Regions from separate parts of the Mus musculus genome. Here all the other regions are linked to region 1. Evidence: chromatin loops called from intact Hi-C (ENCODE). Cell type or tissue: gastrocnemius. All regions are shown on one strand.

Region 1 (2,500 bases):
TTTCATTTGGGAACACAAACTGTTGAGGTGGGCGGTCTGTTCCATCCCTGTGCCTTACCAGGCTCACAGCTGGCCACTGCTGGGAACAGAGAAGGTAGTCAGGTTTGCAGAGCCTGGACGAGAAAGGCGAATGGCCTTTCCACTCTGCTGAGGTCAGCCCACCTGACACACCTCTTCTGCCACCGTATGTCAGAGGCAATAGACAGAGAATCAGGTGGCCTCCTGGGACAGAAGTTAGCCCATTTTTTCCATACATAGAAGAGTCTGATTGTCCAAAGACCCAATAAGAATTATAGAAATGCATCAGGGCAGTGTTGGCACACACCTTTAATCCCAGCACTCAGGAAGCAGAGGCAGGTGGATTTCTGAATTCAAGTGCAAGCTGGTCAACAAAGTGAGTTCCAGGACAGCCAGGTCTGTTACAGAGAGGAACCCCATCTCAAAACAAACAACCACAGAAGGAACTACAGAAATGCATTACCAATGAGATGAGAAATCCATTACCAGTGATACCATACATGGCTCAGCAGCAAACAGCATCGTTGTTTGCTCTAGAAATAAAGATGCTTAATTAAAGTCAGGCAACAGGCACATTCCCACAAGGTGGAGGCACATTACTAACTAGTACTTAGTAGAGTACTTAGTGCTTGCTTTAGCGTACACAAAGCCCTTGGGCATTATAGGTATGGAGAGACGACTTACTCCTGCAGAAGACAGGTGACTTGACAAATACGGAGGGGCTCTGAGAGTCTACTCTCAGCCTAGGCTGTCTTAGTTCAGATTGCTATTGCTGTGATGAAACACCGTGACCAAAGCACCTTGGGGAGGACAAGGGTTATGTGACTTCCACTTCCACATCTCAGTTCATCTTAAAAGGAAGTCAAGACAGCAACCCAAACAGGGCAGAAGTCTGGAGCAGGAGCTGATGCAGAGGCCATGCAGGGGTGCTGCTTACTAGCTTGCTCCTCATGGATTGGGCAGCCTGCTTTCTTTTAGAACCCAGGACCACCAGCCCAGGGATGGCCCAACCCACAATGAGCTAGGCCTTCCCTCCAATCAATAATTTTAAAATGCCCTACAAGCTTGCCTACAGTCAGAACTTATGGAGGCATAAAGAGTTCAAGGCCAGCCCAGGCAACATAAGACCCTATCTCCGCACAAAGGAGGGAGGACAGAAAACATCTTGTTCCATGACACGCTTCATTTTACCTTCATTTTAGGACATGTACACAGGATTTACCTCTCCTGCTGTTAATGAAATTGAGCTGTGTCCAAACAATTTAGAGGCAGAAAACAGACAAACGTGGTTTCCTTTGCTTTTACTTAATTAAAATGGTTTTGGACTCAATATAAAGCAGTAAAATTAAGTGTAGACAACACAGTTTATTCTTTGGTGAAGACAGAAGACAGAATTTACCCACCAGATCTGCAATTTCTGGATCTTGTCAGTAGGTGGCAGCATTGTCTATGATTTGGTGGCTGCGTTGCGAGACCACCCAGCCCTCCAGGCTAACAAATCCTTTCTCTTGATGTTTCCCCCACTCGCAAGAGTTCTGCCAGGATCTAAGAGTTGACAACTGGAACATTATTTCCTCCAAACACTGAGACTGGCTTTTTAAATTTTTTTCCTTTTTCACCCTTTGGTATGTATACGTGTGTAGGCATGCATGTGTCTGTGAGTCAGTCTGGACAGCAAGCACCTTTACCTGCTGAGCCATCTCAACAGCCCAAGACTGAATTTTAAAGCACCAGCGAGGTGACTCCTGGCACCGTGTCTCTGGGGTGTTACTGTTTCATGGGGATCCCTGAGTTCTAGCAGCTCTGCTTTGGTGGGCCTGGGGGAAAGTATCAGCTGATTCCTTAAGGCTCCTTCTCGAAAACTGTTGGAGTGCTACGTTTGCCAAGTTTGGCAAGTGGGGAGAAATTTTACAATCATGCATGAAGATAGAGCTAAGCATCCTGTTACTGTGAAAGAAAAATAGAAAAAGAGTTGGGAGTTTACATTTTTGTTCTAATTCACTTTAATTATCAAAGGAATGCAGTATATTCACTGCCCACATGAAGCCGTCTTTGTAGAATCTAAAGGGGCCCGTGAAGCCAGACCCTGATGGGTCTAAGAAGGATGTGAGGTTTCTTGCACGGTGTAAATGCAGAACGTAGACGAGAGAAAGGCAGCCGAAGACAAGCATGCACTCAGAGCCGCGGGGCCACCCTGGCCAGATTCCACATGCTGCAGTGAGGGGTGGGCTGAGGGCGTAGAGGATGGGCTCTTGTCCTCTTGACACTTAGAGTCTCTGAGGTCAGAGAATCAGAGCGTGGGTCTGAGGCAGCTGCTACTGCCATGGGACAAAGGAGGGAAGACTTCTACCAGCCTGTGAGCCGGGTGAGCCCCGATTATTAGCTCAAACATACAGAGCTCTTGTTTTGTTTTGTTTTGTTTTGTTTTGTTTTGTTTTGTTAAGAGAATGAATAAGACAGACCTCTAGTATGCGCTGCGCTT
Region 2 (2,500 bases), 710 kb after region 1:
AATCTAATGCCCTCTTCTGGCCTCTCTGGGCACTAGGCACACAGGTGGCACACAGACACGCAGGCAAAACACCCATATACATAAATTCTTGAAAAATTTTTGCCTAGGTCAAACATAACTAGGGAGGCCAACTCACACTTGCGAAGCCTTAGTAGGGCATCTTCAACTCACACAGAAAAGATTTTCTTATGTTTATCTATTAGCCTAGGCTGACATGCTCTCCTGACGTTTCTGTGTTAGCATCCCAAGTGCTGGGATTACAGCTGCACGGTTCTAGCTTGTCTTCCTCACTAGGACGGGGGTGGGGGACTTTCTAGTTGAGACCACAACCTGGGCTGCTGAGACTAATAGACTCGGGACACTGCTGTGCCCTTCCCAAGCACAGCACAGAAAATGTCCCTTCTGCTGGCAAGCACTGAACCAGGAGTCAAGTCAGAAGGGAGGGGATGGATGGTCCTTAGCGTGTCCTTGAGCAGACAGCTGAGGGACATGAATGGCTTAGGAACACCCCTGGCTCTTCCACCCAACCCTTTCCTACCTTGATTGGGCAAGAAGGAAACAGCCGCTTGTTTTCTAAGATGCTGACTTTAATGCCCTCCTCCCTCTCCCCACCCACGGCACTTTCCTCTCTCTTAAGGCAGATGGTAAGGAGGTAACAGATGTCAGACACAAGGCACTAGACCTGGGAGGGAGGAGGCAAGCAGGGTGGGGAGGCCCAGGGGGATTCTAGTCCTTAGGACAGAACAGGAGGGCTGCAGCCACCGGCTCTGGCCTTCGAGCACAGGGCCCAAAGTTTCTGGTTTCAGAGAGAAGCCCGGCGCTCCAGCTGTTCTGCTGCAGCCTTAGCCTGCTTCCTGTGCACCTTTTCTAAAGGGCAGAGGGCCTGAGCAGGCAGGAGAAAAAGCTGCAGCCCAGAAACAGACGGCCCTGCCCTTCGGATAGCTTCAAAGAAAGGCCCGGTGGGTTCCCAGAGGGCCCCACCTTGGATGTGCCAAGCTCTGCTCCTGGCACTCAGAGCCCACCACGTGGGTCCTGCAACTCCAGATGCGGCCCTCTTGATTCACAGCATAGTGGTCACGCTCTGCAAAGTGGCCCTGCTGCATACCCACCAGCCATTTCTCACAGCAGAAAGATGGTGCCCTGACCCTCACCATCCCCCTTCACAGACTGAGCTTAATTAATGCCCAGCATTCAATGCACCACTGGTGAAGCAGCTGCAGCAGAGCGTCTCCAGCCAGAGAGGACCGGGATTATTAGTACAGCTAAGTACGCGCCATCAGGTGGACAGAAGGGGTTGCAGGCTGCTTCTTCTCAGAACTTAGCCATTTTCCAGCTTTTCCTGCCCCTGTTCTTGTCTGTCCCATACCTTGCCCTGCCCTTTATCTGAGGGCCCGGTTTCACCTCCTTATTTCTTTAGGGCTGGGAGGCTGGGCTCTCTCTGCAGGAGGGCAAGGCCACAAGGGCACTAGGCTTGCAGTATACACATTTCCTTCCCTTCCTGCCTTTCTATGTTGCTTGAGTCCGTCCCCAAGTCTCTCTTAAGTAACTGAAAGGCTATTCATGTCACCTTTGGTGATGCCTTCCTATTCTCTCCGGGTCTTACCTGGCAGGAGAGTCAAAGGAGAAGGGGCATTTCTTCTTCTTGCTTGATCTTGCTGGTTTTACACCAGCCCGTATGTCAGACACTTGGGAGAATGGGCCCTCTGCCCACCCATTCCCACCCGACACCCCACTGCAGTAGGAAGATGCCACCAGTGTTGGGCTTCCAGTCTAGAGAACTCTCTGTCTGTCCGACTTGGGTTACTGGCCCGATTGGGTTAAGGCCAGCTGTTCAGTAGCCACCAGGAGAGATGTGTGGGTTTAGAAGGCACGGGCTGGGCCTGGAGCTGGAAGTACTCTGCATGGGACCAGCACCTCAGGGTGGGTCTGAGGTCTGCAACGTACAGCTTGACCCCAGACGGTGCTGGGTCTAGACAGAAGTCTTCATTCTCTGTTAAAAAATTACCCACATTCCCCCTCCCACCCCAAATAAAATCTGTCCCATTGAAGTTTCTGGTTCACAGTCACCACTCCCTGTGAGGAGCACTGGGCTGTGGGAATGCACCTTAGTGGACAAGATGGTATTCTAAGCAAGCAGGTGTTGTCTTCCTGACCTCACTGCCCAGCATCTGTCCATCTGTCAACTTGGTGAGCAGCAGAGGAGCCTTGGCGCTCGCCTATCCCTGCATGAAGGGACAGTTCCCGGTGGAGAGGGCAATTAGTGCTGAGGCTTCAGGTCCTCAGAGTCCCTCCTCAGCAGCAAGCAGGGCACTGAGGTCAACCGCAAGTCAAGGAGCTCTAAGCGGCTGGCCCACCCGGCGTCACGGCATCTTCATTTGGCGACGGTTCCACATGCCTCGCTTGGAATGGAAGTGATGGAAGAAGTTCCTGAGGGAGAGCCGCTCCACTTCCAGGCCTGCTTGGAGAATCCTGGAGGGGAGAGGGCAGTGTGAGCCAGCAA
Region 3 (2,500 bases), 430 kb after region 1:
AGTCCTGGAACTTGCTTTTTAGACCAAGCTGCCTTGAACCTGTCCTCTCCCTCCTGAGTGCTGGGATTAAAGGTGTGCACCATCACACCTGGCTCCTATTAGTTCTGCTGTTAGTGTTTTTTTGAGCCATCAAGTAATGTTTGAACACTGACACTGGCAGAATTGGTGTAACTTACAATTGAGATTACTGGTAGTTTAGGCTTCTTGCATGGCTGTACTTGGCAAAGGCATAGTTAGGGTAAGATTCTTATCATACTACATGAATAGTGCACCATTTTAAAGAATTGTTTTCTCTGGCTGAAGAGCCTTTGAGTGAAAAGCCATGGGTTGTTGGGAAGCCATAATTTCTCACTTAAAGAAGGGTGGAATTGGCTACACAGAGAAACCCTGTTTCGAAAAAACAAAACAAAAGAAGAAGGGTGGAATCATGATCCATATGGTTTCTGGGAATTGAACTCAGGATATTTGGATGAGAAACTACTTAGCTGTCTCCCTAGGAATAGGTGTTTTAAGGAAGTAACTGTTCTTTAACTATACCACACCCAAAGTTTCATGATTCTTTTCAAAGGAACAATGAACTTCCAATTCTACTTAAGCTGAATTTAGGGTTATGCTATGAGGGAATTGGTGAGTCCCTGGGACCAGGCACAGGCTTGGTGAGAAAGAAGTGCCTCTAGCCCCTGTGCCTAGTCTTGAAGCAGGGACAAGATCTGTTGGTGAGAAACTGAGACCTATGTCAGACGCTGTTGACTGACAGCAGTTTGCAATAATTTCCCTGCCATCTAACAGCTGTTGCTTTGCCTTTTCCTGAGGACTAGCAACAGACTCCTTGGAGAAGTGCCACTTTCACCCTTAACAGCACGATTTTAGTTATAAATGGTAGGGCCAGTGAGGACAAAAGGGTTTTTTGTTTGTCAGAAAGAACAACCCACAGTTCAACAAAAGCAAGTTTGGTTTATTTGAATGGTTTCATTAAATAAGTCTACAAAGGTAACAAACTGAAGCACAAAGCGCAATCTTACAGAAGCGCAGCCCCCGGAGTTAGTGCAAATGTACAGGTAACGGCTGCTGAGAAACCCCAAGGTTTGAATTCAGTTTTAAACAGTGTACATTGTTAAATAACGTAAGGAAAACATTTATAATTCGGAAAGTTCTTTTTAAATGTGGAAAGATACTCAAAGTGTACTATTAACACAAAAATAATTTAAACAGTTCAGTAGCACTAGCTCGTTTCTCTAGGCTTCAGTTATTTCATCCACAGGAGGGGGAAACCAACAGTAAGTAAACCTCTGTGAAGGGGGAACAGACCTCACTCAGAATGACTAAACCAAACACCACATGCTGCATTTGGCTCCCTCTACTGCTGGTATGAAGCACTCAGTCATCCTGTAACCTGCTTCACTCCCACAGTACCTCTTACCGCTCCCAAAAGGAATAAATGAGTCAACACTTTGGTAGCACGACCTGAAACAAAAGCCCTGCTCATTACACTTCCCTCTCCTGAAACTTTCAGCTCTCACTTGTATCTTTGGGCCTCGACCAACTTAAAAAGAACAAGACTCTTACAGGAAGAAGCCTTGCTAGTGTGGCAACTCCTGGGATGTGTCATAAAGTTGGAAATGTGTCAGTTCCCAACTCAAGGTGAAGGAGGAAGCACCCAAGAAATGAGTTCTACTTTTTCCACTTTTCCAGAATATTCAGATCCCAAACAGCCAATTAGGTCCCTATTGCCAGAAAATCAGATAATACTGGTTGGTTGCTGTTATTTGGGGATATGGGTATGAAAATGTGAGAGTATTAGCTCTAATATAGAAGTACAGGCAGCACAATAGATTCTGACTGTGCAACCATTTGGACAGCTAGGAAAGGAAATAAGCACTTTTTCCTACAATGCTTAGAAAGTTAGAAGTGGGTTGAATTCCCACAATACAGTACTTAAAGCAGAGAAAGTGTGGTGGTACTTGTGCAACAAGAGGTGGGGGCAACCGAGCAGGTTTCCTTAGAGCAACATTTTCCATCTGTGACTTGGCACTGTCATCCTTCCCAACTTAAAATCTAGCCCACTCCCCTCTTTTTGTTTAATCTCTTCTAGATCTCGTTTGTTCACTGGCCAAGCATCACTTCAAACAAGCTTGTCCCCACATCTTCAGTCCTTATCTTTCACACACAGCTCACAACCCTCCTCATTCTTTCTGAAACAGAACTTTGTTTTCAACCACTGATGCCAACTTCACTGTGCTCACCTTACACCTGCTCTAGGCAAAATTGAAACGACTGAGAAAACAAAACAAAACAAAACAAAATAATAAACCAAACCAAAACCAAAAACACTTTCATTTTCCCTTTGGCATATCCACTGCTGGGGTCATGTGGACCTAAGATTTCTTTCCACATACCCTTTGGTGACCTGGGGTCTGGTAAGTTGATGCTAACAGCAGAAGCAATAGAAGTCCAAGGCACTAAAATATCCAGCAAGCAATACTGGGAGAACAGAAGTATT

The links. A loop is a pair of places that touch in the nucleus more often than their neighbours do. Peaks named below come from ENCODE experiments on the same cell type or tissue, not always from the same donor. Only the 100,000 strongest peaks of a DNase experiment are listed, where the experiment ranks them.
Region 2: a loop joins it to region 1, with 2.5 times the contacts of the local background. A loop is called at or near these places in 31 of 42 quality-filtered maps.
Region 3: it touches region 1 in a loop (4-fold over the local background); 31 of 42 quality-filtered maps call a loop at or near these places.

The regions. Positions count from the first base shown.
Region 1 is chr6:119,488,467-119,490,966 of GRCm38, forward strand. All of the region lies in intron 1 of Wnt5b (wingless-type MMTV integration site family, member 5B), which reads right to left. Among named protein-coding and RNA genes, the nearest start is that of Fbxl14, 10 kb to the left of the region's middle. In gastrocnemius, a CTCF peak has its summit at 1,461 (motif pointing right); a DNase peak (open chromatin) is centred at 1,471; H3K4me3 peaks cover 877 bases.
Region 2 is chr6:120,201,450-120,203,949 of GRCm38, forward strand. B4galnt3 (beta-1,4-N-acetyl-galactosaminyl transferase 3) reads right to left here. Exons shown (of 20, transcript NM_198884.2): 20 at 1-2,469. The coding sequence ends at 2,361. Among named protein-coding and RNA genes, the nearest start is that of Gm25327, 59 kb to the left of the region's middle. In gastrocnemius, no CTCF peak of the experiment used is centred here; a DNase peak (open chromatin) is centred at 1,085.
Region 3 is chr6:119,923,035-119,925,534 of GRCm38, forward strand. Wnk1 (WNK lysine deficient protein kinase 1) reads right to left here. Exons shown (of 28, transcript NM_001199084.1): 28 at 935-2,500. Among named protein-coding and RNA genes, the nearest start is that of Rad52, 22 kb to the left of the region's middle. In gastrocnemius, a CTCF peak has its summit at 1,365 (motif pointing left); a DNase peak (open chromatin) is centred at 1,371; H3K27ac peaks cover 692 bases.